2 separate regions of the Homo sapiens genome follow, and region 2 is linked to region 1. The links are chromatin loops, found by intact Hi-C in ENCODE. Cell type or tissue: ovary. All regions are shown on one strand. Each heading gives the region's core, and the rest is flanking DNA. Links, peaks and the distances in the headings are about the cores only. Region 1 has its middle 16 kb from the start of PDGFA-DT. Region 2 holds the start of LOC124901809 (a long non-coding RNA gene).

What was found. Hi-C counts contacts between places; a loop is a spot of excess contacts. Peaks named below come from ENCODE experiments on the same cell type or tissue, not always from the same donor. Only the 100,000 strongest peaks of a DNase experiment are listed, where the experiment ranks them.
Region 2: a loop joins it to region 1, with 1.8 times the contacts of the local background. A loop is called at or near these places in 12 of 110 quality-filtered maps.

What each region holds. Positions count from the first base shown.
Region 1 is chr7:528,742-543,270 of GRCh38, reverse strand. No RefSeq gene overlaps it. Among named protein-coding and RNA genes, the nearest start is that of PDGFA-DT, 16 kb to the right of the region's middle. RefSeq lists enhancers at 2,724-3,665, 3,666-4,609, 9,692-10,249 and a silencer at 12,388-12,584. In ovary, for the core only: no CTCF peak of the experiment used is centred there; a DNase peak (open chromatin) is centred at 6,893.
Region 2 is chr7:336,617-351,145 of GRCh38, reverse strand. It overlaps LOC124901809 (a long non-coding RNA gene), which reads left to right and starts at 206. Exons shown (of 2, transcript XR_007060633.1): 1 at 206-2,961; 2 at 6,007-6,285. RefSeq lists enhancers at 6,924-7,553, 13,336-14,145, 14,146-14,529. In ovary, for the core only: no CTCF peak of the experiment used is centred there; no DNase peak of the experiment used is centred there.

The DNA.
Region 1 (14,529 bases), core at 2,961-10,960:
GGCCAGGAGGCCCTCGGCAGGGGTGGCTCCGGGATCCTGGGCCCCACCCTTCGGAGCTCCATTCGGCCCCAAGGGCTCTGGCCTAGGAGACTCCCCGGTCCAGATGGGCTGTGGGCCTGCCCTGGCCTCGTCAGAGTCCAGCTCATCCTTGCCCCTTCCAGAGCTACCAGCCACGCTGACCTCTCTCTCCCCTCTTGGGCCGCTCTTGCCTCCTGGAATGTGACCAAATTAGGCGGCTGGTGACTAACTTTCCTACCCGAGCTCCACCTCCAGTTGGTCAAAGGATTTCCCTTCCTCGAGGGTTCCTCTCGTCTGGTTCTAACTTCTCCACCAAGTGCAGGGAGGCCTTCCCCTCACCCCTCAGTCTGGGCCTGCCCCTGGCCTGCTTGGGGGCCACGAAGGCTCTCAGAGGCTGCTCATGGGAACAGCTTTACAGTCAGATCTTGCAGGCACGCAGCGCGTTGTATAATCCACCCATAGGGCTTTCTTCAGCCAGGCAGAAGGTCACTGGGTCGGGTTCCACTGATCCCAGCAGGGGGTCTGCTTGGGGACGGAGCCCCGTGTCACCGCTGGAGACGTCCCTTAGAATTAAGACTGTCAGCCCCTCACCAGCCTCCTTAGCCAAACATTGTTTTCACTTGCGCAGTTGGGGAAATTGACTGTTGTATCTCAGAAATGCACTTGAAAAGGAGCCTGGCGATCCCCGGCCTGGGATGCTGCGGCCCTGCCCGGGCTGGCTGGCGTGCGCTGTGCTGGGTAAAGCAGAGAATTACACGGTCACCTAACGTGCCTCAAACCCTAGTCCCAGCTCTTCCTTGCTGTGTGGCCCCAGGCACGTTCCTTAACTCCTCTGACACTGCTCATCTCTAAAGTGGGGTCATAATGTTTGCCCCGTGGGGTTGGAGGTGAGAGTGAAGCAAGACTGCGCAGGTGAAGCTGGTTGCAGGGGGTTGGAGGTGAGCTGACGCGAGACTGCGCAGGTGAAGCTGGTTGCAGGGGGTTGGAGGTGAGCGTGACGCGAGACTGCGCAGGTGAAGCTGGTTGCAGGGGGTTGGAGGTGAGGGTGAAGCGAGACTGCGCAGGTGAAGCTGGTTGCGTGGGGTTGGAGGTGAGCTGACGCGAGACTGCGCAGGTGAAGCTGGTTGCAGGGGGTTGGAAGTGAGCTGACGCGAGACTGCGCAGGTGAAGCTGGTTGCGTGGGGTTGGGGGTGAGCTGACGCGAGACTGTGTAGGTGGAGCTGGTTGAATGGGGTCTGGTGCAGAGGACATTCACGGCTGTGGAGCTGCTGTCGCGTATGACGTCTCTGTCACACCCAACAGTGATGGGAACTGGGCCCTCCCCACGTCCGGCATGTGCCTCCCGGAGCTTCTGCTGTGTGCGCCATGTCCTTCAGCTCCCAGTGGGCCCGGTGGGCCTGCAGTCATCCTGGAATACTGCCTGCTCCTACTCTTCAAGGCCTCTGCGTGCCCCACCCTGAGCACAGCAGCTGGAAGTGAGGCCTCCTCTCCTATCCTCCTATTACCTAAGCCAAGCGTCTCCCCACCTGTGGCTGGCCCCGAGAACTCCCTGACGAGGGACGCCCAGGTGCCTCTCAGCGGCCCCCAGTTTTGGAAAAGCGGCAAACGTCTCCATGGACGCAGCCTGTCCTGTGGCCCTTCCTCGATCTGTCGGGTGATTGCTGTGTGCATCACACTCCAAAACGTGGTGGCACGAAACAGACGCCTCATGTTCACTACGGATGCTGCCCTGCAGACCTCAGACAGGGCCCGGTGAGTGGCGCTTGTGTGCTCCGTGATGCTTGGGGTCTGGGCTCAGCAGACTCCCTGGGGGTGGGGTAGGGGGCTCAGCGGGCTCCCTGGGTGTCGGGGTGGGTGGGGGCGCTCAGTGGGCTTCCTGTGGGTGGGGTGGGGGTGGGGGGCTCAGCGGGCTCCCTGGGAGTGGGGGAGGGGGCTCAGCAAGCTCCCTGCAGGTGGGGGTGGGGGGCTCAGCGGGCTCCCTGGGGTTGGGTGGGGCGGCGCCTACATCCTGTGTGGCTTGGGCTTCCTCCCAGCATGGTGGCTCTAGTGGAGCTAGATTTCCCTCGAGACGTCTGAGGGCTCCAAAAGCCAGCTGGTTCCAGCCAGCTGTTAGCGTTGGGGACTCGGGCCCTCAGGGAGCCCCTGTTCCAGCAGGCAGGGTGTGAGCTGCGTGGCCATTTGCGACCGAGTCTCAGAGGCCACAGAGCATTGTTTCCAGCACAGTCTGTGGTTGATGATGAGACAGCCTGCCTGGATCCAGGGGGACACAGACCCCCACTTGCTGATGTGAGAGATCAAGGGACTGGTGGTCCTGTTTTCAAACCACCACACCTTCCAGGGTCCAGGAACTCTTGACCCAGGTGAGCTCTGGCTGGGGGTCAGCAGGCATCAAGCTAGTTATGCTGCGCACAACGCCTGATTGGCTGTCTAGTCCCAGGGACAGGCTACGGCGTTCATGATACGGGCACAGGCCGGCTGGTTCCTCTACACCAGAGTGTGTGTCTGGCCACACTGTGCGCCATGCACACAGGGAACACTCAGATGTTGGATGAATGAATGTACGACCAACTCTAAACCCAGACGGGACTCTTGCAGAGGCAGCCTGGGTCAGAAGGAATGGAATCGCTGCGCGGAGGAGCCCCGGAGACCTTAGGCGGGGTGGGGAAACTGAGTCTGGGAGACAGCGGGTCTGGCTGGGGTATCAGAGCTGAGGCTGCAGCCCCGCTGGGCCTCTCACACTTTGCTCCTCCGAACTACCCGAGTGAGAAGGAGTCTTGTCATCTTGCTTTTGGTCTGATTATTGTTGCTGTCAATACAGTAAAGCAAACTTTACACGCTTTAGAAGGACGAGGTCCTGGTCATGTGCTGGTGCTCCTAGGAGCCCACGTTTATATTTTTCTGTAGGCCGAAGAAATCACAACAAGTAACTTTCATGAAGGTAGACAACCCTGGTATCAACTCTCCGCATTGATGGAGAGCAGAGAGGCTGCTCCCACCCCGAGGTGGTGACAGGCCGCTCTGGAGGGGGTGAGGCTTGGCCAGGGACGGGGTGGGGGTGGCCCCTGGGTGCTCTGGGACTGGGGCCTGGGTCCCTGAGATAGGGTGGAGGAGGCCCGTAGGGAGCAGGGGAGCAGGCTGGTTCCACGGACCCCTGCCTTCCTGCTCCCACTCTGGAATCCTCTTGTCCTTGGCTCAGGGTTGGGATCTAGCCTGGGCTTGCCCCACCAGTTTTGCCTGTCACTGGGCCATAAACCCCTCCTGTTTATGGGCCGGGCCACCACCCCACTGGAACCTGGCCAGGCTTCTCCTAGGAGGGCGGGCTCACTCCCTCTGGGAGTCCCCCCACACCACACAGGGCAGCCGCCTGGAGGCCCGATGAGGTGGCTAGAGGTGTGGGTGGCCCTGTGAGCAGTGGGCGGCACCCCTGGGGTGGTGGTGGCTGGAATTCTCAGGCCCCAGGCTCTTCCCGGGCCGTTAGGCCGAGTGCATCCAGGCAGCCCTGCACACCCCCTCACCACCCACCCCACCCCACCCCACCCCACCCCACCCCACCCCACCCCACCCCCGGCGCAGGAGGCCACGTGTCTGTTCACCTCCACGTCTAGGCTCGGAACGCCGGAGAGCAGGGGCGGGGACCCCAGTGTAGGGAGCCTGGGCCTGTGTCCGCTAAACGTGTGACGTGCACACAGAGTGTTGGTTTAATTCCGCAGACGCTCCCTGGTGCCTCCTGTGTTAGCGTTGGGGACTCGGGCCCTCAGGGAGCCCCTGTTCCAGCTGGCAGGTGGGGACTGAAGCTCCCTTGGAGTGTGTGGGCAGGTAGAGGAGGGCACCGCCCTGAGCCTCAGGAATCTACTCGCCGGCCTCAGGAGGCAGTTACACACCCGGCCCCCTCCCGGTTCTACTGGCCCCTGGGACAGGCTGCAGGGCTGGCTAGGAGTCTGGCTTCACACCGGCCCCCAGAGGTGGTGCCTCTGCCCGCAGTGAGTGGGGGCACAGGGGTTCCTCACCAAGGCTCCACCGGCGTAGCTGAGGCACTTGTCCCCAAACGGGAGCCCCCCGCCAGCTGGAAGGGTCCTTCCAAGTCCAGGGGAGGCAGACAGGACCCCCTGTGCAGGCGACAGAGGGCAACTGCTCTGAGCTCAGGGCCTGGGGAGGTGACTGTGTGGCAGGCGGGGTCCTATGTGGCAGGCAGGGTCCCGTGTGGGGAATGCTCAGAGCCCTGCTGACTCCACTGGCTTCTGGGCATTCCTGGTCTGACCTCCAGGCCGGCTCCTGGGACCCTACCAGTCTGAGGGATGGGGAAGGAAAGGGTAGGGCGGGCAACTGTGCCCGAGAGGGGACCCCAGCTCTGGACTCTGGCTGGCTCGAAACACCTTGGGGCCATGCCCATCTGTCCAGTTGGGCTGTAGAGAGGCTTGGAGGAGCCACCGGAGTGAAGGAGGGTCGCCAGCGTCTTTAAGAAACCGCAGGATGCTGACGCCCCTAGAGCCCCCATTGGGTTGGTGAGGAAGTGGGGGCCCTGGGGGGATGTGTGAGTTGTGTTCCTCTCAGCAAGTCTGGCTTCCTTGGGGGCCTAGGAGGGGACACTGAGGGCTTGCTGTCCCCATGGGGAGGTTGTAAGGTGAGACTCTCAGGAGCTCCTTCCTCCTGTCTAGGGGGTGCCCCCTTCCCCCCACCTTTCTGGGGTGACAGGCCCGGGGGGGCCCCCAGATTTTCTGAGGCCTGGGGGCTGGCCTGGCCGGCTGGGTCAGGAAGTGAAGGGCTGGCATGGGGGAGGGAGGGGAGGACTGGAAAGTGCATTCCAGGCGGGTGACACAGCCTGCGGCCTTGGGGTGGGGTGGGGCCAGGCTGGGCTGCCCTTCTCGGGAAGGTCCCTGGGATCCAGCTCCCCGAGGAGGCAGATAAGAGGGGTGGGGCCTGGCTGCATGGGAAGAGGAAATTCCAGGCCTGGGACAGCTGCTGCTGTCTTTCAAGGCTGGATTCAAATGCCACCTCCTCCTGGAAGCCGCCTCAGATTCCTCTGCAGCCCCTGGACCAGGGGCGCCCTCCTCCAGGGACCCCGGCTCCCCTGGGCTCTGGTCAGGTCAGCCCCAGGCTGGGCCCTCCACGGCCCTGATCCACCGCAGCGCACTCCTGCTGTGCACCCCTGCAGTGCACCCCAGAACCTAAGCAGGGCCTGGCCGGGCCGCCCACAACCACGGAGCTGGGGTGGGTGTGTTCCCTGCACCCAAGGCCGGCGGCCAGGCGTGGAGGGAGGGGGGCGTGTGAGTGAGGGCCACAGCCTGGTGGGGGAGTCGATTTCCTGGTGCTTCCTGTGCCCAGCGCTGTTCCCAGCCCTCTCCATGGATTAACTCACTCTCTCTATTCCTGATTTCCCTGGAGTGTAGGCAAATCAGCCCCACTTCACAGCTGAGGACGCTGAGGGCAGTCGTGGTAAGGCCAGGTCCCTGGCAGGCTGGCCCCGGAGGTGGATCAGGTCCCTCTCCCACCTGGGAGCCGGGTGGGCCGATGTCTTTTTTTGGCGGGGACCAGGAGAGTGAAAGCCTGGGAGCTGGGTTGGCCAATGTCTTTTTTGGGGGGGGGACTCTTCAGGAGGGTGAAAGCCAGGCTCACTGTCCCTGGGGGCTTCCAGCACCATGAAGGTGAGTGCCCCCTGGCCCCTGAACAAGGTCCCCCTCCACCACACCCAGGCCCCCTCCATCACACCTAGGCACCCTCCATCACACCTAGGCACCCTCCGTCGCTGCTTCCCCGGCTCGGCAAGGCTTCACGGAGCCCACTTCTTGGAAGTGAATATGGATGAGTTTAGGCCCCTGCAAGTCTCCCGAGGAGAAGCTGGGGGTGCCCAGTGGTGAGAAAACTCCCCCATGTGCCAGGCACTGGCATTGGCTCATTTCATCCTCACTGCAGCATTAAGTCAAGGGTGGCTGCCAGCCTCCAGGTGGGCCCGAGGTCCTACCTCCCCATGTCTGTGCCCTCCCATAGCCCTTCCTGCATTGACAGGGCCTGTGCTGGGGTGGGGCTTCCCAGGAGTGGTCAGAGAAGACACGGTGGCTTTGGCCTTGCTGTTTGGGCCTCTTGCTCCCCGGGATGCCAGCCGCCATGTTGTGAGGACACTCAAGCAGCTGCAGGGTGAGAAACCGACACCTAACAACCACGGCCTGGTCCACAGGATCCCGGGGAAGCCGTTTCTGAATTCCTGAACTACAGACACCGTGAAGTCATGAATTTGTTTTGTTTTTGGTTTTTGAGGCAGGGTCTCGCTCTGTTGCCCAGGCTGGAGTACAACGGTGCGATCACGGCTCACTGCAGCCTCAACCCCTGGGCCCAAGCCATCTTCCCGCCTCAGCCTCCCAAGTAGCTGAGACTATAGGCACGCACCACCACGCCTGGCTAACTTTGTAATTTTTTGTAGAAATGAGGTCTGTGTTGCCCAAGCTGGACTCAACCTCCTGAGCTCAAATGATCTCCTGCCTCGGCCTCCCAAAGTGCTGGGATCACAGGCGTGGGCCATGGTGCCTGTCATGAGGTCTTCACTGTTGGGTTGAGACTCTGCATTTGGAGGTGGTTTATTAGGCAGCAATAGAGAACCATGGCAGCAAATGTTATCATTTCTGGGATACTGAGGGTAAGCGTGGCTGTCATCCAGGAACAGGCTAGAAGGAGACTCTGGACCCCGGGCCGTCAGGGCTGAGTGACCCTCATCCGTGGTACCTCACGGCCTCTCTGGAATTCTGGGGTCTCTGTTGGACACTCTGGGTGACACCCTGTGGTTCCTGGAGACCCCTCCTGCTGGGTTTCACACACGGCCTCGCCGACGGGCCAGAAGACCACAATGGCTTTGAAAAGCAAGAGCCGGCGGTGTTGCCTCCTAGGAGCTCCCTAGGGACCAGGTGGGGCTGGCTTGGGCCCAGGCCAGACCTAGCCCCTGAGGTTTGCTAATGGAAGGTGGGTCTGGGTTCTGCCCCCATCAGCTCCTCCAACAAGAGCCCGGGCAGGGAGGACAGAATTATTTTTAACCTGTGATCTGCCAGGGAAGTGCTCTGTAACTCAGGGGAAGGCCCCAGACTTGGCAAGGGCGGTGTCTTCAGGAGCCAAGCCCCTCACCTCTCCTGCCAGGGGTTCCTTTTACCGTCTTATGGTGGATTTCCCTTTTCCTTGGGCTTTTGGGGTATCCACGGAGCAGAGCTGTGACCTGGCTGGCTTAGGGTTTTTTTTTTTTTTTTTTTTTGAGACAGTTTCACTCTCATTGCCCAGGCTGGAGTGCAGTGGCGCGATCTTGGCTCACTGCAACCTCCCCCTCCTGGGTTCAAGCGATTCTTCTGCCTCAGCCTCCCAAGTAGGTGGGATTACAGGCATGCACCACCACGCCCGGCTAATTTTGTATTTTTAGTAGAGACGTGGTTTCTCCATGTTGATCAGGCTGGTCTCGAACTCCCAACCTCAGGTGATCTGCCCGCCTCGACCTCCCAAAGTACTGGGATTACAGGGGTGAGCCACCGCACCCAGCCGGCTGGCTTAGGTTTTAAAATTAAGGCTCACTCTAGGACCGTAGGGGATCCAGGGAGAAGGCTGAAGGGAGGCCACAGTTATCCCTGGAGAAGAGGTGGGGCCAGGTGGAGGTTCTACCTGGTTAGGTTTGGGAGAGGCTCAGAGGTTGAGTCAACAGGGGTTCCCCCAGACCAGAGGCACCAGGTGAGGGGGAAGGTGCAGGCCGGGTGCCCCTTGCTGGCCTGGGTGGCTGGGAGGTGGTGTCATTGTTGCCTGGGGGACGAAGCTGGGGCGCTGTGGGTTTGGGGCTCTGTTTGGGCCATAATGAGATCAGCTTGTCTTTAGACACCCATGCAGAGGTGTTGGGCAGAGCTGGACCCGAGTCCAGTTGTCAGGACGGAGGCAGTGTTGCCCCCATGAGAAGACGGTGAAGAGTGAGCTCTGGACCCTCCAGGGTGAAGAGGAGGAGCCGGGCCAGGCATGGTGGGTCACGCCTGGCGTCTCACCACTGTGGGAGGCCGAGGCGGGAGGAACACTTGAGCCCAGGAATTCAAGACCAGCCTGGGCAACACAGTGAGACCCTAACTTTACAGAACATACAAAAATTAGCCAGGTGTGGTGGCTTGCACCTGTAGTCCCAGCTACTCGTGGGGCTGAGGTGGGAGCATCACCTACGCCTGGGAAGTGGAAATTGCAGTGAGCTGTGATTGCAGCCTGGGCAACAGAGCAAGACCCTGTCTCACAAGATAAAACAATAAAGAAAAGAGGAGCCCGGGAAGGAGTAGCCGGGGTTGACTCCAGAACACAGGGCTGGGGGTCCTGAAACAGGAGAAGGCGGCACATCGGGGGCAGGTGTGCAATGCTGCAGTGATGTCCTATCAGATAAGAGAACTGACCAGAGGGGTCAGTGCTGGCGAGGTCGTGGCGCTCTTCACAACAGGCGATCCATGGGTCGGATGGCAGTTCAGGAGTGGGCATCTCAGCCCCCTGGCCAAGGACTGCGTTCTGAGAAAGAGCTTCATTGATCTTACCGGTAGGCAGACGGGTGGTTCGCACTCTTTCTTGCTGACGAGAACCAGGGCTCTCCAGCCGCTCCTGGCAGCCGTCTTGTCACCATGAGGGAACCCAAGAGGAGGACCAAGATGTGGAGCCGGACCCTTGATCAGACCTCTCCTGAATCCCGCCTCTGGGCTTCCCAGTAAGATCCCTGACTGTGTTTGGGCTGAGTTTCTATTTTCTGGAGCTGAACGCATCAGCTGAAATAGCCAGACTGTCCAACAGGCAGGTTAAGCCCCTGGTTCACGTGTTTGTCACCCATCCTCACCTTCCAGATGTCCAGTCCCATGAGGGTGGGACTGTGTCCCTGCTGCGTCCCCTGACTAGAACGGGGTGGACACAGAGTACACAGTACGTGCAAAATAAATACTGTTGAATGCAGCCGGGCGCAGTGGCTCACCCCTGTAATCCCAGCACCTTGGGAGGCTGAGGCAGGAGGATAGCTTGAGGCCAGAAATTGGAGACCAGCTTGGGCAACTTAGCAAGATCCTGTTGCTACAAAAACTTAAAATACTGTTGAATGGAAGTGTCTTAAATCACACTATCAAAGCAAGGGGGAGAGTGAGCGAGCGAGAGAGAGAGAAATGGAGAGATGGAGAGAGACAGAGACATGGGGAGAGATGGAGAGAGAGGGAGACAGAGACCGGGGGGAGAGACCAGAACAGAAACAGCAATACAGAGATAGCGAGATGAGTGGGGAGACAGAGTGACGGGCCCTCTCTGGTAATCTCACCCAGAAGTTTACAGTCAGCAGATCTGGGGATCATTCTGGACACCACAGTTTGCTGTGTGGATTATTTTGGATTTCGAGGATGAGGGGTGCGCTGTGGTCCTGGCTGCGGCTGAGGGCTTGGAAGGTCTGGCTTGTGCTAGGTGGGATCACCGGGCACCTGCGGCTCAGGGGGCTGCCTGCTGTCCAGCCCAACAGACGAGGCTGTGAAGAGCAGGGCACTGACCGGGCTCCTGTCCCACCAGGGTGGGGCAGAATTGCTCCTGTTCACTGGGCACCTGCTGTATGCCAGGCAGTGGGTCTGTGCACCCCTCATCACACACAGCCCTCTCCCCCAGGCCAGGACGAGTGCCAGCTGCCCTGGGCTACGCACCATGTCTGTGCTGAGCCTGTTGCGGTGTTCCTGTAAACAGCCCTCACTAGCAGCCACGTGGGCTGCATTGCGCCTTATCACCTTTAGGCCACCGGGGCTCAGAGACGAAAGCAACCCATCCAAGGTGCACAGCAGCCAGCGGCGGAGCTGCCACCTCCCTCCTTCCCTCCACCCACGTCTGGCACCCCGCGGGACTGGACGTCCCGGGTGCTGGGGGAAGCCTGGTTTCTGCCATTTCCACGCAGGGGCAGGGGGATGCTATCCCACCAGAGGGGAGTCTGTGCCACAGCCCAGAGGTGCACCTTGGGTCACAGCGAGGCGAGGATAAGATTATCTGATGTATTTTGTTCTCTCCTGTCCAGAAAAACAGCCCCAGGCCAAAATGGCTTCTCCAGTGGTCCAGACAGGGAGGGACCTCAGAGCTCACCCACTGCTCACCCGAATCCTCGCCCAATGGCCAGGGGGTGAGACCCCAAGGAGGAAGAGTGTGCCGAGGTCACTCAGAGGGGAGGTTTGAGCCCCAGGTCTCTCCCACCCCACGCCTCAGTGCTCCAGCTAAGTGCTCGCCAGCTATGTCTGGGGTTACAGTTGCCAGGGGTCACAGGTCGCCCAGCCAGGACAGTGCGGGAGCTGCAGTTGGGTGAGGACAGGGAAGTCCCCTCAGGCAGGCCTGGGAAGGGAGGAGCGTGGTGTTCTCTTCTGCCTGGAGGGCCGGGGGCCATTTCTCATTGGTGACCCTAGGGGTCCTGGGTGCTGTGTCCAGATCTGGCCAAGCAGAGCATTGTCCCCAACCATGGTCACTGACCTGGGGCAGCACGAGCCCAGACTTAGCCAGTGAGATGCAGCTTCGCAGCTCTGAGTCTGGGGCAGTGAGTGTGAGGCTGAGTGTCAGTCTGCTGTCCTGCTGCTGTGAAAGGGAGACGAGGTCCCAGTGCCTGATCCAGCCACTCCAAGAGTCTGGGGCAGCGAGGGTGTTAGTCTGCTTTCCTGCCGCCGTGAAAGGGAGATGAGGGCAGGAGACAGCTCTGAAGACACGGGCCGAGGGCCCTGATCCAGCCATGCCTGAAACTGCTCACTCCTGAGCTCAACAGGTACATAGACCAATGCATTCTCTTGCTTTCTTGGGCCAGAATGCATTGGGTTCTTGTCATTACAGCCAAGGGTCATGATGTCTAAGGATAGACCCAGGTGGGGTGGGCTGTGGCTTTCTCTCTTCCTGTCTGGAAACTCACAGGTGGGAGATGACGGGCAGCTGGATCCTCCTGCAGGAGGCTAAGCAGTCAGGTCACCAGCCCCCAACGCAGAACTTCAGCAAGGACACAGGAGTTCCCCCGCCTGGCCTCACCCCCTGAGCTCCCAGGTCAGGGCCACCATGAGCGTGGACGTCAATGGGTCTCCTCAGCCGCAAACTGGAGCTCGATCTTGCACCTGCAGGGCCTACTGGGGAGTCCTGCTGGTTTAGGACACCTGCGCACGTCAGGTTCTGTTTGGGGGTCAGAGAGATGGTGTCTCCATGTCCCACTGGTTGGCACCATGCTGTACGTATGCAGTCCCGTCTGCTGCAGTGATGTGAGCGTGGTCCTGACGGGCGTTGGGGTGGGAGGACCAGCTTCCCCCTGCTCTCTGCGTGGGCTGAGGGGAAAGACCAGGCAGCCATGGAGTGGGCACGGGGCTGGGGACTTCCCTCTCTGACTCTCACCTCCTCTCTCTCTCACCTTCTCTTGCTCTTTTACTTCCTTTCTCTCTCACCCCCTCTCCTCTCTGTCTCACCCCCAACCCTGTGGCTTACTTCCCCCATCTCCTCCTCTCTGTTTCACCCTCCGCCTCGTGGCTCCCCTGTCCCCCTCACCTCCCCTGTCCCCCTCACCTCCCCTGTCCCCCTCACCTCCCCTGTCCCCCTCACCTCCCCTGTCCCCCTCACCTCCCCTGTCCCCCTCACCTCCCCTGTCCCCCTCACCTCCCCTGTCTCCTCCTCTCTCACCCCACCCTGGGGCTCACCTCCTCCCTCACCTCCTCTCTCTGTTTCACCCCCCACCTCGTGGCTCACCTCCCTGCTCACCTCCCTGCTCACCTCCTTTTCCTCCTCTTTCCTATTCTCCTTCAGTTTACTGTCTCCCTCCCACTTCTCAGCTCTTTATTCCTCAGCATGGTTTGGTGCCTACCCCAGGGTGTTCGGAGTCTGTTTCACAAGAAAGCCATTTGCCCCCACACCTCACTTGGCCCCCAAGGGCAGTGTGGGTGAAGCAGTCTCTCTCAGCCAGGAAGAGGAGTCACCCAGACCCTCCAGCCTCCCCTTGAGGCCAGCCCACCGAGCCACGGCACCGTCACAGGACAGCCACGCCCCCAACCAGCCCACCCGCTGAGCACTGCCCCCCACCCCCTGCCACCCTGGCCCCCGCCCCCCGCCCCCCGCCCCTGCCCCTGCCCCGCCTGCCCCTGCCCGGCCCCACTCCCAGGCTTGGCGGAACAGGGACCAGGCTGGTGGCAAGTCTGCAGGGGCCGGGAGGGTCTTCAGCACGGCTTCTGTTTTTCCCATCACAGCAGCACTGGAGTGGCAGTCATCGCATCCCAGACGGGTAAACTGAGGCTCAGGGCGTCAGCGTGAGTTGCTTGAGGTCACACAGTCGGCAGGAGGTCAACTCTAAAGCCCAGCTCTGCTGGCCCAGTGGCGGGGGCTGGCCTGTGTGGCCAGGGGCGTCCCCAGGCAGCACTGTCCGTTCAGAGGGCACCTGGGGGCCAGAGCCAGGCAGGACCCGCCAGGCACACAGCCCCATCAGAGATATAGCTTTTCATGCCCCAGTGCCTCTTATAAAACAGAAGCAACAGCATTTCTGGGGCCAGGCGCCGTGACTCACGCCTGTAATCCCAACACTTCAGGAGGCTGAGGCGGGCAGATCATTAGGTCAGGAGTTCGAGACCATCCTGGCTAACATGGTGAAACCCTGTCTCTACTGAAAAACACAAAAAAATTAGCCGGGCGTGGTGGCGGACGCCTGTAGTCCCAGCTACTCGGGAGGCTGAGGCAGGAGAATGGCGTGAACCCGGGAGGTAGAGGTTGCAGTGAGCCGAGATTGCACCACTGCACTCCAGCCTGGGTGACAGAGCGAGACTGCGTCTCAAAACAAAAACAGAAACAAAAAAACCCCAGAAGCAACAGTGATTCTTAGAGAAGTAACATTAACACATCACAGAGCATCCGGACGCTGGGTGTGGAGGAAACGTGACAAGCAGCCCCAAGCTCTGACGCCTCAGCGGGCAGCGTCGTGTCGCGCCCTGAGGACCGGGCAGCGCCGGGCGAGGGCTTGGAGAAGAACAGGGCGTGGAAGCTATAAGCCCGGTGCTAGGAGGCTGTCTTTCTGTCCACCCATAAATGGAGCCGCGATTTCCAACAGCGAGAGGAGGGGTAAGAACACGAGGGCCGTTTGCGCCTGGGATTTGATTTGATTTGATTTATTTTCTGGCATCTTGATCTCGGAGCACCTAGGATCTTAGGTTGTTCCTAGTTGCTGTTTTAAATCCTGGTGCTCTGAGCCCTTGAAGCAAACGTGTCGTTTTCTTAGGCTGGGTGCCCGATGTGGGATTACAGGGTCAGGGGCCGCGGCCACACTGGTGGCTCCTGGTGCCAAATTGCCGCCAGGTTGACCTGCAACTTCCGGAAGCTCAGAAAGTAGCCTGTGCTCCCCAGGCCTCTCCCTCGGGGCGGGGGTGGAGGCTGGGGGGGGGCATGGTTGGTGATGAAGGAAAAGGTCCTCCTGTGTTTCTTCCCAGCTGTGATTCTCCTGCACATCATCAGTGGTTTTCTGAGCATGAGCAGAGACCCCGATATATAAATGTGCTTTAAAAATGTGGCAAATATGTTGTTCTGTACATGCAGATAAGAACACAGGGACACTGGAAATTAAGTGTAACGCAAAACTAAAGGATTCCATTTGTTTAGATTTTAAATTTTTTACGAGATCTTTCGATTGTCTACACTGTCAAACCCAACGGTCTTTTTTTTAAACTTAAAACATGAAAGGCCGTGTGCGGTGGCTCACACCTGTAATCCCAGCACTTTGGGAGGCCGAGGCAGGCGGGTCACCTGAGGTCAGGAGTTCCAGACCAGCCTGACCAACATGGAGAAAGCCCATCTCTACTAAAAATACAAAATTAGCCAGGTGTGGCGGCGGGCACCTGTAATCCCAGCTACTTGGGAGGCTGAGGCAGGAGAATCACTTGAACCTGGGAAGTGGAGGTTGCAGTGAGCCGAGATCGTGCCACTGCACTCCAGCCTGGGCAACAAGAGTGAAACTCCATCTCAAAAAATAAAATAAAAAGGTTTGGAGAGCCTTTTAAAAATAATAAAACATGAAACGTAACACTCCTTCTAGTCTTTTATTTGGGGTTTGCTCTGTGCTTTCTAAGTTCTGAACGTTCTCTCCATTTTAGAAGTTTGATAAACTATGGGAAAACTAGGAAATAGGAATTAGCTTTTTTCCACCACTTTTTGTTTTGAAAACTTCAATTTTACAGAAAAGTCATAAGAATAATACAATGAACAGCTGTATACCCCTCACCTCATTCACCTGTTGTCCCCATTTTATCTCTCATTTCTATCTATATCTATCTCTATATTTATCTACCTATATCTATCACTCTACCATCCATCCATCCATCTACTCATCCATCCATCCATCCATCATATATCCATTCATCTTCTGTCCATCTATCCATCCATCATCTATCCATCCATCATCTATCAATCCCTCCACCCATCTACCCATGTATCACCTATCCATCCATCCATCATCTGTCTATTCATTATCACCTATCCATCCATCCATCATGTATCTATATCCATCAATCCATCTTCTATCCATTC
Region 2 (14,529 bases), core at 2,134-10,133, 190 kb after region 1:
TGTGAGCGTGAGTTTTGGACTGTGTGCAGTTGTGTTTTGATTGTGTGTGTGAGTTTTGGACGTTGTGCGAAGTTGTGTTTTGATGTGTGTGAGCGTGAGTTTTGGACTGTGTGCAGTTGTGTTTTGATTGTGTGTGTGTGAGTTTTGGACGTTGTGCGAAGTTGTGTTTTGATGTGTGTGAGCGTGAGTTTTGGACGTTGTGTGGAGTTGTGTTTTGATGTGTGTGTGTGAGTTTTGGACGTTGTGTGTTGTGTTTTGATGTGTGTGTGTGTGAGTTTTGGACGTTGTGCGAAGTTGTGTTTTGATGTGTGTGAGCGTGAGTTTTGGACGTTGTGTGAAGTTATGTTTTGATGTGTGTGAGCGTGAGTTTTGGACGTTGTGTGAAGTTTTGATGTGTGTGAGCATGAGTTTTGGACGTTGTGTGAAGTCGTATCTTGATGTGTGTGAGCGTGAGTTTTGGACGTTGTGTGAAGTTGTGTTTTGATGTGTGTGAGCGTGAGTTTTGGATGTGTGAAGTTTTGATGTGTGTGAGCATGAGTTTTGGACGTTGTGTGAAGTCGTGTCTTGTGTGTGTGTGTGTGAGTTTTGGACGTTGTGCGAAGTTGTGTTTTGATGTGTGTGAACGTGAGTTTTGGACGTTGTGCGAAGTTGTGTTTTGATGTATGTGAGCGTGAGTTTTGGACATTGTGTGAAGTCGTGTCTTGATGTGTGTGAGCGTGAGTTTTGGACGTTGTGTGAAGTTGTGTTTTGACGTGTGTGAGAGTGAGTTTTGGACGTTGTGTGGAGTTGTGTTTTGACGTGTGTGTGCGTGAGTTTTGGACGTTGTGTGGAGTCGTGTTTTGATGTGTGTGAGCGTGAGTTTTGGACGTTGTGTGGAGTTGTGTTTTGATGTGTGTGAGCGTGAGTTTTGGACGTTGTGTGAAGTTGTGTCTTGATGTGTGTGAGCGTGAGTTTTGGACGCTGTGTGAAGTCGTGTCTTTGTGTGTGAGTTTTGGACGTTGTGCGAAGTTGTGTTTTGATGTGTGTGTGTGTGAGTTTTGGACGTTGTGCGAAGTTGTGTTTTGATGTGTGTGAGCATGAGTTTTGGACGTTGTGTGGAGTTGTGTTTTGATGTGTGCCAGTGCGGGTTTCTTCGGCCTTGCTCTCTTGTGGTCCTGCCCAGGCCGAAAAGCGAACAGTCCAGTGAGCCAACTGGACCATGGAGGACGAGATGCATGTGAACCGAACTCACCAAACACGGCCTGCAGAGGAGGACCGTCCATCCAGGGCCAGCCTGCATCCAGGGGCCTGCTGACCACAGCCTGCAGAGGGAGAGACCGTCCATCTGAGGCCCTGCTGACCCATAGCTGTGCACGCCTGCTCTTTCCATAGTGGGTGGTCTCTCAGCAGCAAGGCTGTGGCGTGGAGAACTCGAACATGAGGTACTTGCCCCGTGACACCCTGCTGGTGTCCCTGAATCTGGCTGTTAATGAGGATGGACACAGGCGTCGGCAGGCCACGCTTTGAGAGGGTCTGCCGCTGGCACTGAGGCGAGACCTGAAGAGGCACAGGCCCCGGAGGAGGTGGGCGCCGCACCCTTGAGGTGGAGAACCCCGCCTTTAAGGACACACGAAGCTGGCCGGCTGCCAGATGCCGCGGTTCCGGGGAGGAGATGGGACGCTCTCCTCCGGGCCTGAGATGGCAGGATCACGAGGGGACCTTGGGTCACCTGCGTGGCAGCCTCTGAGGCTGCCCTGGCTCCCAGCCCGGTCCTTGGTGCAGGTCAGGAGCTGCTAGGATTCCTGTTTCACTAAACATTTGATTCTTATCTTCTCTGCAGTGTTTCCCATGGGGTGCAGACCCGCTGCCCGGGCGGCTCATGTGTATCCCAGCAGCTCACGTGGTCCTGCTCTCCTGAGTCCCCCATGCAGGGGCGGTGTCCAGGTCCAGGTGGGCGAGTGCCTCCTCTCCTGCGTCCTGGGCCCGTGGGTCCTGTTGAGTCTAAGCCACATCCGATCACTGGTGTATGACTCCTGTACTTGCTGATTCTCCTCCACCGTGCCTGTGGGACAAGCACCCAGCGGGGCTGGGCACACGAGATGCCTGGTCTCCTTTCTGGAGGGTCCCTGATAAGGACCTCGATGCCTGGCCTTGTGAGGACCCCACTGGGTTCTCTGTGTCTCAGGAATGCTGGTAGGTTTGGCAGCCAGTGTTCACTGAGAGGCAGTGTCTGGGGCCAGGGGACCTGAGCATGAATCTTGTCTTTGCCACTGACCTTGCCCCGCCTGGACACCGTTTTTCCGTTTGTAAAGTGAAGTGAAAGCCACTGACGGCCCCTGGGCCTTTCTTCCCTCTGGCCACAGTCGACTGAGACTGTCACCATCCCCGTTGCAGATCTGGGAGTCTTGTGCTGAGGTTGGGTGTGTTGAAAATGGAAACGCAGCCGCCCACCCTGGGCTATCTATTCCTGGAGCAAAATGCTAAGTTCCTTTGAGCCTGAGGTGCTCCCAGCTCCAGCCTCATCCCAGAGACCCGTCACCAACCTGTGGTCTGCAGAGATTAGGTGGGACCAAGCCGGGGTCTCCATGGTCAGGCCTGGAAGGCTGTGCTCTCCCCGGACCACCAGGGGCTCAGCCACACTTCCGGGGCCCAGCAAGGATGTCCGTGGGTCGCCCCTGGTTCTTTGATCCTGTGCTGATTTAGAATCTGAATCTCTGTACTCAGGAAAGGCTTAGGAATCGAGAGCTGCAGAGATAAAGCAACAAGGGACCCCCAGCAGGGACTGGAGGGATTCTGAGCCCCCCGGAGCTGCTGGTGGTCCTGAGGTGCCACGGACGTGAGTGCCCAGGCCTGCACGGGGCCCCTCGGTCTTTGGACCCTGGCACTGTTGGACAGATCTCCCCGCAGGCTGCCCAGCGCTTGCAAGCGACAAGGCAAAGAGCCGGAGAGAGAAACCGAGGAGGAACACCTGCCTCTGCCCTGGTAATTAATTCAGGTTAAATTAAAAAGGGACTGGCGTGCCCACAGACACAGCAGGGAGAGGAAATTGGTTTTCTCCAGCCCAGCAAGAGAGATGTTGCTGTGAGATGTCCCTCCCTCCGCTTGTGGCCCTGCCCCCAGACGCCCGGTGGGGGCCTCTGTGTTCTGGGTGCTGTCTTCCACCTTCTCAGGAATGGCTCAGACCTGGGATGGAGCTGGGGCCCCTCAGCTGCCCCATGCACCCTGGGGCTGGAGCTCTGTCGAGGCAATAGTGGACATGGGATTGGTGGCAGGGACCCTGAACCCCGTCCCCGCGGCCTGGGGTCAACGAGAAGGTCGTGGTGAGGAGCGGAGGGGGGCTGGGGGGTCAGGAGCCTCCCTTCCCGCGCTACTCAGCGGGGACTGTGGGGCAGGCTGGTGGAATGCAACCCACAGGGCAGGGTTTTCCATGGCTGGGAGGCCCCTCAGGGCTTGTGGGCAGCTTCCCAAGGGGCAGAAGCGAGCGCAACTGCTGTTCCCAAGTGCGGGAAGATTCCGGGAGGGCAGGGCCGTTGGTTCTGCTCTGAACCAGTCAAGGTGAGTTCAGGGCAGCAATGGCGGAGAGGTCAGCAATGGCGGAGGGGTCAGCGACAGAGGAGAGGTCAGCGTTGGCGGAGAGGTCAGCAATGGCAGATAGGTCACCATTGGTGGAAGGGTCAGCAATGGCGGAGGGGGTCAGTGTTGGTGGAGGTCAGCATTGGTGGAGGGGTCAGTGATGGCAAAGGGGTCAGCGTTGGCGTCGTTCCCTTCTGCAAATTGTTGGCCACATCTTTGGCCCGAGGGAAGGACTACCTGGAAGCGTCTTGGGGTGATCCCTACAGCCCGCCGAGGCCCTGCCCTGACCCCTGGGCAGAGCTTGATGTTGTCCACCAAGGAGGAACCTCAGTCTCCAAGGGCAAGAACGTGTGTCCAGGGATCAGGCAAGAGCTGGGGTCGCCCGGCCCGTCTCACTCAGAGCATGTGTCTGCTTGTGGACCAGGGAGATGTCTAGACACCCTGGGGGGACTCCCGCTCCACTAGCTTCAGAGGCCCACCCTAGAGGGTGTTTCTGGGAGGGACAGGAGGGTTTATGGGAGGGGCGGTGGCCTTGGCCATATGGTCTTCCCCACTGGTTCCCAGGGTGACCACGTGGCCACCCCCTGCCTCCCGCCCACACCCCCTTGTCACTGGGGTGTTTGTCTGAGTCTTGAGGCCCAAAGCACGCCCACCGCTGCACATCCGATGCCAGAGGCCGCCCTGGGCAGCAGCGGTGTTTGTCGGCATGAGAGCCCCAGGTGGCAGCGGTGGTTGTTGGCGCGTGAGCCCCGGGTGGCGGCGGTGGTGGTTGGCGTGTGAGCCCCGGGTGGCGGTGGTGTTTGTTGGCGTGTGAGCCCCGGGCGGCGGCAGTGGTGGTTGGCGTGTGAGCCCCGGGCGGCGGCGGTGGTGGTTGGCGTGTGACCCCGGGTGGCAGTGGTGTTTGTTGGCGTGTGAGCCCCGGGCGGCGGCGGTGGTGGTTGGCGTGTGAGCCCCGGGCGGCGGCGGTGTTTGTTGGCGCGTGAGCCCCGGGCGGCGGCGGTGGTGGTTGGCGTGTGAGCCCCGGGCGGCTGCGGTGGTGGTTGGCGTGTGACCCCGGGTGGCAGCGGTGGTGGTTGGCGTGAGACACAACCTCATCACTTCCAGGCTGGGGGCTCTTGACCTCATGGTGTGTTTTTGAGGGTTCTCCACAGAAACAGACCAACAGGAGGCAGAGGTATAGGGATGTCCCGTGAGGACCAGGCTCATCGACTAAGGAGGCCAAGGCGTCCCACCACCTGCGTCTGCAGGCTGGAGACCCAGGGAGCCTGTACAGTGCGTTCCGGTCGAGCCTGAAAGCCTGAAACCGCGGGAGCCGATGGAGTGAGCCCCGTCCTAGGGCAGGAGAGGAGGAGGAGGAGATGAGATGATCCCGTTCAGGCAGGCAGAGTGCAAACCAGCCTCACTCAGGGCTGGAGTGGTGCCCGTGTACACTGGGGAGGCATCTTCGCTCATTTTCAGTTCGAATGCCAAGCTCTTCCGGAAGCACCCCCTCAGACACCCCTGAAATAATGCTTAGGCGGATACTAGGCACCCGTGACCCAGTCAAGGGGACACAAATCATGCATCCTGTGGAGCTTGGAGGCTGTCCCGCTCACACCCTGCCCACCCTGACCATCTGTCTCTTCTTTCCTGCGCCCCTCTGCCTCCCCCTCTCCCTCTTCTCCTGTCTCTCTCTTTTCTCAGTCACATAAAATAGCTCACGATTTTCTCCAGGATTCACTGAAAACAAACCAAAACAACAAAACCAAGACAAAACAACACGAAAACCCCACAAAATATCAGCCTTTCATATAATTCATTTTTTTTTCTTTTGTTTTTTGAGATGGAGTCTCGCTCTGTCGCCCAGGCTGCAGTGCAATGACATGATCTCGGCTCACTGCAAGCTCCGCCTCCCGTGTTCACACCATTCTCCCGCCTCAGCCTCCCGAGTAGCTGGGACTACAGGCGCCCGCCACCACGCCCAGCTAATTTTTTTGTATTTTTAGTAGAGATGGGGTTTCACTGTGTTAGCCAGGATGGTCTCAATCTCCTGACCTCGTGATCCTCCCACCTTGGCCTCCCAAAGTGCTGGGATTACAGGCGTGAGCCACCACGCCCGGCTAATTTTTTGTATTTTTAGTAGAGACGGGGTTTCACCGTGTTAGCCAGGATGGTCTGTGTGGTGGCTCACGCCTGTAATCCCAGCACTTTGGGAGGCCGAGGTGGGTGGATCACGAGCTCAGGAGATCACATAATTCTCTAAGAAGTAAAAAAAACAGCAGAAATCGTCCATACAGAGTAATCGTTACCCACTAACATATCCACAGCCAATTTTCCTTTGGGCTAGAGGGAAAGAATTTTGCAACATTTGACCTCCCAAAAAGTGGATGTTGATTCCACAAAGATGGGGATGTTGAGGAGTGAGTGGGGAGAGGCCTGCATCTGCCCCAGCGACTGATCTCACCCTGTCCACAGGTTCCCAAAGGACCCCCGTGTGAGAAGCCGTGATCATGAACACGGATACAAAGAACTCAGAGTAAATCATAATTTTGTTGTAAAACGGAAATGGAAGAAAAATGAGCTCTGTGAACATAATTTCAGGCAAATGAAAAATTGATTGGAAACGGACTTCAAGGTTAGACCATTGGTCCAGGATTCATGACACCGGATCGATAGTGTTTGCTCTGGAAAATACCTTTTCACTGAACATCCACGAACAAAGGCAAGGTTATAATAAAGCTTTTGGAATTCAAATTGTTACCAGGGTCAGCACGCTCTCACTCTGCACACGCACACATACGCGCTCAGACACACGTGCACACACGAGCACGCACCTGCATACACGCTCCCTGCCTGGGGCCAGCTGAGCTCTCCTGCCCTGCCTGGAACGTGCCTCTCCTTCATGGAAACAGGGAGGACCTGGGGTCACACGGCTGAGCCCACACTCCAGCTCTTGCTGCTCTGTGGCCCAGGTCTTTGCTTGGTCTTGAACGGGGTTCCCAGGTCCTGATCTGTGCTTCCCGACTTCCTCTGTGTGAGCCCAATAATCTACACTCCCCTGGAATGTGTCCGTTCGAAGGAAGATCCCACTGGCGTGTGCGTGGAGTCCTCCACCACAGGTGAGGAGCACCTGGCACCTGGGACTGGGTTCAGCCACTGTCCCGCCGCTGTCCTGTCCTGTGGCCGCTGTGGGGGCGACTCTGGCCCTCCCCATCTCCCCTGTTAGTGGCCCCCAGGGCCCTCAGCCTCCCTCTCCTCCTGCTCCCTCTCCCAGTTGCCAACTCCCAGCCTGGCCCAGAAGACCACCTGCCCCCCATGTCGGAGAAGTTGCCGCAGACCTGACCTGCCAGGGCAGGGGTTAGACTCCCCGCCCCACCCAGCCAGGGCGTCTTTTCTGCCCGCGGGTGGGTGCAAGCAGGCTCCCCCCAGCCACTCGGCTTCTGCAGGGCTGAGCTTCACTGCCCTGGACAAGAATGGACAAGAACCGGACCGAGGCCGCCCATGGACAGCCAGCCAGCCAGGCTCCGCTCGGCCTCTGACCCACCGCCTGGCTTGGGCACCACGGCTCCTCTCTGCCAGTGGCTGGGGGGCGGCCTGGGCATCCCCATGAGCACAGACTCCTCGGAATCCTGAGAGGCCCTCCCCTCCCCTTCCCTCCCCTGCCCAGTCACACCCAGTTCTTTCAGCAGGGGAGCTGGGGGACACTGACTTCAACATGGGCCTGGGTTTGGAGGAGCTTGTCCCTCTCATGCTCCTCATATGCCCAGTGAAGCCTCAGCCAGGGACAGGCACGGAGCCCTTCCCGGCCTCATGGCGCTTCCTGAAGTCGGAATGTGCGTCTTCAAGCTGTTACCGCATCCCCCTTGCCTGTGAGGAACCCCACAGTGCTGTACGGCCCCGGGCTTCAGGGCACGCCGCCCTTTGTCCGCTAACTAGTGTGGTTGTGTGGTTCTCTGAATAGCCTGCATGTCACGTTTGACCCTCAGCGTGTGCAGCTCCAGCGTGTGCAGCTCCAGCGTGTGCAGCTCGGGGACAGGGTTTGCCTCCTTCACTGCTGGGTCCTCTGGTCTCACGGTGCTGGGTTCCAGGCACGGGAACCCCCAGAAACCTCGAGGTCTGGCCTGGTCTGGCAGGCGGGGCCTCCAGGGAGCCAAGAAACGGGGCCTCCCTGCCCCGGACTGCCCAGAAATGATTAACGCGGGAGGCTCTGGAGGCTTTGTTTCTCCTGGGCTGGGATGGGGGTGCGGGTGGCCGGGGGTCACGGCCCGGGCGAGCGCCTGTCTTATCTCTCCCAGGCCTCTCTGGTTTCAGCCTCGTATTTGTTCTGACATTAGGTGGGCGTTATCTCCAATTCGTGGCTTCTCGATACAACCCCAGATGCTGCTGGGAGTTTCTCTGGGGTTCTGGGGCCCTCTGGGGCTGGTTGAGAGGGGACTCACTGCCCACGAGGGGCTTCACCCCTCCCCAGAGCCTGAGCTCCAGAGGCCTGAGAGACGCCACCGCCTGCAGGTGCCACGGGGCTCTGTTTTCTTATTTCTGCTTCTTTCTTTTAAAAAGGGTGCGGTTTCCTCCGCTAGAGCAGGGACCCATCCGTGGTGGTTCAGAGTGTTGGCTCTTGTCTGGTGGCCAAGGGCTGCCCTGCTCCGGCCTCTGGGATGCACTTGTGGACTGGGCCTGATTTGGCCATTGGAGTCTGGGTCTTCCGCTGCGCTTGGGGCCTGCATGTTGAGCTTCTGTCCTGGAGAGGTGTGGACAGAGCCACCAAAGGCCAAGGGCCCAGCAAGGGCTCTTCCTACCCAGGCTGAGGCCTGCAGCCTGGACCCCACCTCTTCCTGCTCCAGGGCCTCCTTCCTGACCCCCTGGCTCTGCTCCCCTCATCTGGCCACCCCAGAGGCCCTTCCTGTCAGCTCACTAGGCCCTCAGGAGGGTAAAAATCCAAAATGAGTGGAGACGGGGGCTCGATACCCACAGCCAGGAGCACAGTGGGTCAGAAACACGGCAGGTGTCATCAGAAGTCTGATTAGATTCTCCGTGGAGCTGGAAATGCAAATATTGATAGAAGTCGGAAGACTTAGTGATCTCTGGTCAGATATGATGTCACCTCGAACACCTGTTTCTGGACAGAGTTTCGAGAACATGTGACGTGTGTCACACGCTGGCACTGCCAAGGGAGGCTGATAGTGTAATCGCCGCAAGGTTACTGGCCGGGGCCCGAGGGATAAGGAGGGCAACATGTGGCCCGGGCAGGCTGTTTGCTGAGCTGCCAGCACCAACCGCTGGGGCCTGGCCTGCAGGACTCACCAAACCCTGCCATCCCGGTCTGGCCAGGCCTGGCCAGCAGACATGTGCCAAACAGTGAGCTGTTCTCCGGCCCCCGGAACTTATCTTGAGTCAATAGAAATGCTGGGCAGTTATAGAGGCTATTAACAGGGGCCAGGAGACAAGGGCTGCATTCAGGCCCGCAGCCTGGTTTCCAATGAGCTCAGCTGCTCCACAGCTGGGGCCAGGGACAGACTCACACCCCCACCGGCCAGGCCTGTCTTCCCCACTGGTAAACAAGGGGGCGGGAGACAGGGGACAAGGGACAGGGCGCTGAGTGCCTGGGAGCTGGACACACAGCCACATCGAGGGGCCCGAGAAAGTCCTCACGCCCCAGCAGGTGTGGCAGCAGTCAGGGTGCACGGGACCTGCCCACACAGGTGCAGGTGAACTAGGAGGTGGCGCGTGGCCATTTCCTCCTTTTGCAGGACAGACCAGGACGTGGCTGATAACACCTGCCCCGGCAAGACAGGGTTTCTAGAAAAACATGCTTGATGGTCAGAAAAAGTTTGGAGTCATTGAAGTGAGCAGGGGTAGTGGGAACCTACACACCGGATCCCAGTATCTCTGGAGTGTTGAGGGCTGCTGGGGACCCTTGCTGTCAGAAACATGCCTGGTGTGGACCCGTGAGCAGAAGGAAATGTCGTCCTTACTGCTGCATTCTGTCCTGTCTCCTCGGGCAGCTCTGGACCAGATGAAGACCACTAGGGTCAGGCGTGGATGCCGGGGGACAAGCGTGGATGCCGGGGGAGAATTTGTCCGTTGATTTGGCCACACAGGCCGGTGCTTCTCACACATTGTCAAATGCAGGAATCGCCTGAGGGTCTTGTGATTTAGGAGGTCGGGGCGGAGCCCTGTGATGCTGGAGCTGCAGGCCCAGGAACCCCACTTCGACTACCCAGGCTGGAGACGACGCTGGTGTGGGGGAATTGTCACCTCTGAAGAAACAATGTTTCCATTAAGCAGTGCTCGGTTTGCCCTGAAGAGTCCAGGGTGGTGAGAGATGACAATTTGAGGGGACGCCCCTCTGGAGTGGGGGGGTGGGAGAGCTCACGTGGAAGAGGCACCCACGCAGGCCGGAAAACATGGAGACCCTCAGGTTATACAGTTACCCAGGCCCCTCAACAGCATGGCTCCTTCCGCCCGCACACTCCTGCCCTGCAGTGTGAACCGGGGATGCATTTTAGCACAGAGCCTTCCCTAGAGCCTGCGGCTGGAAAGTCCCTGCACCGGATCGGACGGTATCCCCTCAAAATTCGTGCCCACCCAAACCCTCGAATGTGACCTTTGGAAACAGGGTCTTCGCAGATGTAATTAGCTGAGGACCTCAAGCTGGAATCCTCTTGGATGTCCAGTGGGCCGTAAATCAAATGACAAGTGTCCTTATCAGAAGAGGAGAACAGAGAGAAGCGGGCCACAGAGACATGGAGACAGAGATCCGAGTGGCATGGCCAGAAGACAAGGAGTGGCAAGGACCGCGGCCAGCACCGGAGGCGGGAGGGGCCTGGAGCCGACGCTCCCTCGTGGCCCTCAGGGGGACCCACCCTGCCGGCCTCCTCAGTTCAGACGCCCTTCTGTTGCGTTAAGCCCTGCTGTGCACGGTAATGTATTCCGATGAGATGCCCAGGAGCCTCACACAGCCTTTTCCCTGTTCCTCAGTAACCCTCGGGCAAGGTCGCTATCATATTCCTGTGCATGGCACACTCACTGCACCCTCCCGTGTGCCGCGTAGAGGGGTGCCACACAGATGGTGCCGTTCCTCCCTCAGAGGGATTTGTTGCTTTAATAGACACTAAGCCTACTGACCCACGGCCCCTTGGGTCCCCTTTCAGTCCACTTGCAGGTGCATCGGACGGCTCCCGTGCACCCTGACTGACGCCTCTCTCAGGTCCCTGTATGCCACTGCAGCTTCGCATAGGGGGCTGGAAACGTTTTCAGCCTCACTCAGGACAGCCCCAAAGTGCCAGGTGTTATTGTTTCCAGGGGCAACCTCAGGCCAGTGACAGATGCCAGTCCTGGAGATGCCCCGGGATTCCTGTCCCTCCATAGGGTGGCGTCGAGGTGTGTTTCACAACAGCTCCTCAGGGGTTGCCAGCACGGTGGAGCCCCAGCTGCCTGCAGCAGAACCTGCTCCTCTGTGGGTCTTCAACCCACACCTTCCCTGTGCTTCTGAGACCACCTCCCAAAGCACATCCTCCACCGAACCGTTGCCTTAAGTCCTGATTTTGGCAAATCCAAAGTGAGACCCGTGCTGGGATCCAATTGCTCTCCTGCTTAGGCCAGTCCTTTAGGAGAGGATGTCACAAGGTAGCCAGAGGCTGGGTCTTGGGGCTTCCTCCGAGGCCCCTGTGGGAAGATGGCAGGCCCCAAATGGTGGCCGCCTCCAGGAATTTCCCAGTGCTGTGAGGGAGGCATGTGGTCTGTTTCCTACGGAGCTTGGAGCAGCCTGGGGATGGAGGGCCGCCTCTGGGGAGGAGGGGCTGGTATGGGCTTTGGCCATCCAAGCCCCCAGTGAATGATTTCTGGGCACTGAGTGTGTGCTGGGCAAGGTGCTGGGATGCACTGGGGGTGCACCAGTGAGAGGGGAGTGGAGTATAATGGGGAAAAGGCACCTGGTTCCATCTGGGAATGTTCTGGCTGGGCAGAAGGATCTGGAGGCTAAGGCTTGAAGCTGGGAGTTTAAGACCAGCCTGTGCAACATAGCAAGACCTGGTCTCTACAAAACATTTAAAAATTAGCTGGGTGTGGCAGCGTGCACTTGTAGTCCCACCTACTTGGGAGGCTGAGGGCGGAGGATCCCTTGAGCCCACGAGGTCAAGTCCGCAGTGAACTATGATCACGCCACTGCACTCTAGCCTGGGTGACTGAGCAAGACCCTGTCGCAAAAAAAGAAAAAAAATTAAGAAAGAAAGGAGATTCTGCTGAAAGCTAAGTTTCTCTGGAAGATGGACTGACTAAGAGAGAAACTGAAGCTTGGGCTTTGGGAGGTCACAGAGGGAACAGGACTTCAGTCCAGGGTGTGTCCAGGGCCCACAGTAGCGGCAAGGATGATGGTTGCTGAGTGTTTCCTGTGTCCCCCAGGGTGCATCTCACTTTTAAACCCTCCCAACGAGCCTGGAGCCCTCTCCTGCAGTGGAGGTAACTAAGGCTGAGAGCACAGGAGGGGCTTGTCTGGGCCATGCACAGCAACCTGCCGTGCTAGAGCTGCTGGGTGCATGGCTCCCACCAGCAGCACCTGGAGGCCTCCAGCAGAGCTGCCCATCCTGCCCTTAGGACACCGGCAGCCAGGACGTGCCCTGGACGCTGCCATCCTCGTCGCACAGAGCGGGGCTCTTGGGGGTCCTGCACGGAGTCCTGCCTGCCCTAGACCTGGGAAGGTATGGAGGAGAGTGAGCGATCCAGCTCTCCCACCCCCGGCTCTGATGCTCTGGGAAATCCGCTCATCTTTGCAGCCTCAGTCTCCCCATCTGTGAAAGGGGCTAGCAGTTCTCTCAGAGCGGGTCGCTATGAGGGAGCCATCACCAACGTTGCTGTCCAGCCAGGCACCTGTGGAGGCCCACGGAACCCACCCGCTGCTGTGAAAATTGGCACAGGCAGACACCCTTGCAAGAGAGCGGGGTACCGGGTTGGGGGTCGGTGAGCCTCACAGGGTCTCCTGGCCCCACAGCTCTGTCCAGAGTGAAGGTCGTTGCCCAGACAGCCGGCAGGAGGGCTTTGGCTGGCCTGGTGTCCACTGAGCACTCCAGGCCCACGGGATTAGTCTGAGTCTGGGCTGCCCTGTCCCCGAGTCCCAGAGGGACACCCAGAGGACACAGGTGTTCAAGAGCACCCTGGCCACCGACCCGTGCCCTTGCCCCGCATCCTCTGCTGTGTGGCATGCTTCCCTCACCGCTGTTGTCAAACACGCAGCGTCAGGACAGAAACTGTCGAACTGCGGGCTGTTGGCGCCTGCCAGCTCTAGCTGCCAGCCTAGCCTAATTACTTAATTTGTACTAATTCTCATGCCATTAACACATCCTGCCTAAAATAACATTGCCTAGAAAACGAACTTGTCTATGACACTATTTTTATCAGTTTTTTAGGAAAAAAAGAGTCACACTGTCAGTGTTTCCAGATGTTTCCCATTCCTTCCCCTTTATTTGGTCTCTGTGTGGCACTAAACTTAGAGGCAGGAGTGCTGGGAGACGTTTGCAAGGATATCAGCCTCTCCACAGGTTAAACCCGAACACGCCTCTCTTCTGGTGAGGGGCCCTCAGGGTTAACAAGCATCATCCACGAGGGACCAGGGCAACAGGCTCCTCCGCTGGTCCAGGGGCCCTCGGGGTTAACAAGCGTCATCCACGAGGGACCAGGACGACAGTCTCCTCCGCTGGTCCAGGGGCCCTCGGGGTTAACAAGCTTCACCCATGAGGGACCAGGACGACAGGCTCCTCCACTGGTCCAGGGAGGCCCTGATTGGGGCGCGAAGTCCACAGACGCATCCCTAGCTACGGGGTCCCGTGTGTGCTTAGCAGTGGCCAGGGCAGCGGTCAGCTCATGGATATGTCCTCTCCTGACTTCCCCTCCGCTCCTCCGGCTTCCTCGGGTCTCCTCCCAAATAAACCACCTGCACCGAAATCCCTGCCTCAGACTCTGCTTTTTGGGAAATCTGGACTAAGGCAGCGTGTCTGTCTGTCTGTCTGTTTGCAGACACAGGTGGGCATGGGGCCGGGTGCACACACGTCTGTTTTGTTCACACACGCACAGGCAGAAGGCAGAATAACGCCCACCCACCCAAAGAGACACGATACCCACATTGGAACCTGGTGTTCCCTTATATAGCAAGAAAGGGCTCTGCGAGGGGCGGGGCTGACTTCAAGGCTTTGAAGGGAAACGACTCTGCGGCGCCTGGGGGAGCCCTTGATCCTGCTGCCCGTGGGGCCTGTGTCCACGCGTCAGCCTCTGCACCTGGGGCTGCCCGTGGGGCCTGTGTCCACGCGTCAGCCTCTGCACCTGGGACTGTTTCACAGAGGCCAGGAGGATGCCTGGAGGAGGGGCTCTGCCCGCAGGCTTCATGTCTGTGGCATTTAGGAGGAAGCCCGGCTCAGACTACCCCACATAAGAAAGGGTTTAAATGGGCTTGTGAGACTCTTAGGTTGGCTGCCATTGTGGACTTCAGGGTGAATTTGATTCAGCTCTGCTATGTGACCCAGGACCTGGCTGCCTGGGCCATCTGTGGTGTTGGCCCTGTCCTGGGACAGCTTCCCTCGTTGTGGTGGAGAGGTCCAGAGGTCCTCCATGATGGTGGAGAGGCCTGGACGTCCTCCGTGGTGGGGGAGAGGCCCGGACGTCCTCCGTGGATGGGGGAGAGGCCCGGACGTCCCCGTGGTGGTGGAGAGGCCCGGACATCCTCCATGGTGGTGGAGAGGCCCGGACGTCCCCGTGGTGGTGGAGAGGCCCGGACGTCCTCCATGGTGGGGGAGAGGCCCGGACGTCCTCCGTGGTGGGGGAGAGGCCCGGACGTCCTCCGTGGATGGGGGAGAGGCCCGGACGTCCCCGTGGTGGTGGAGAGGCCCGGACGTCCTCCGTGGATGGGGGAGAGGCCCGGACGTCCCCGTGGTGGTGGAGAGGCCCGGACGTCCTCCATGGTGGTGGAGAGGCCCGGACGTCCCCGTGGTGGTGGAGAGGCCCGGACGTCCT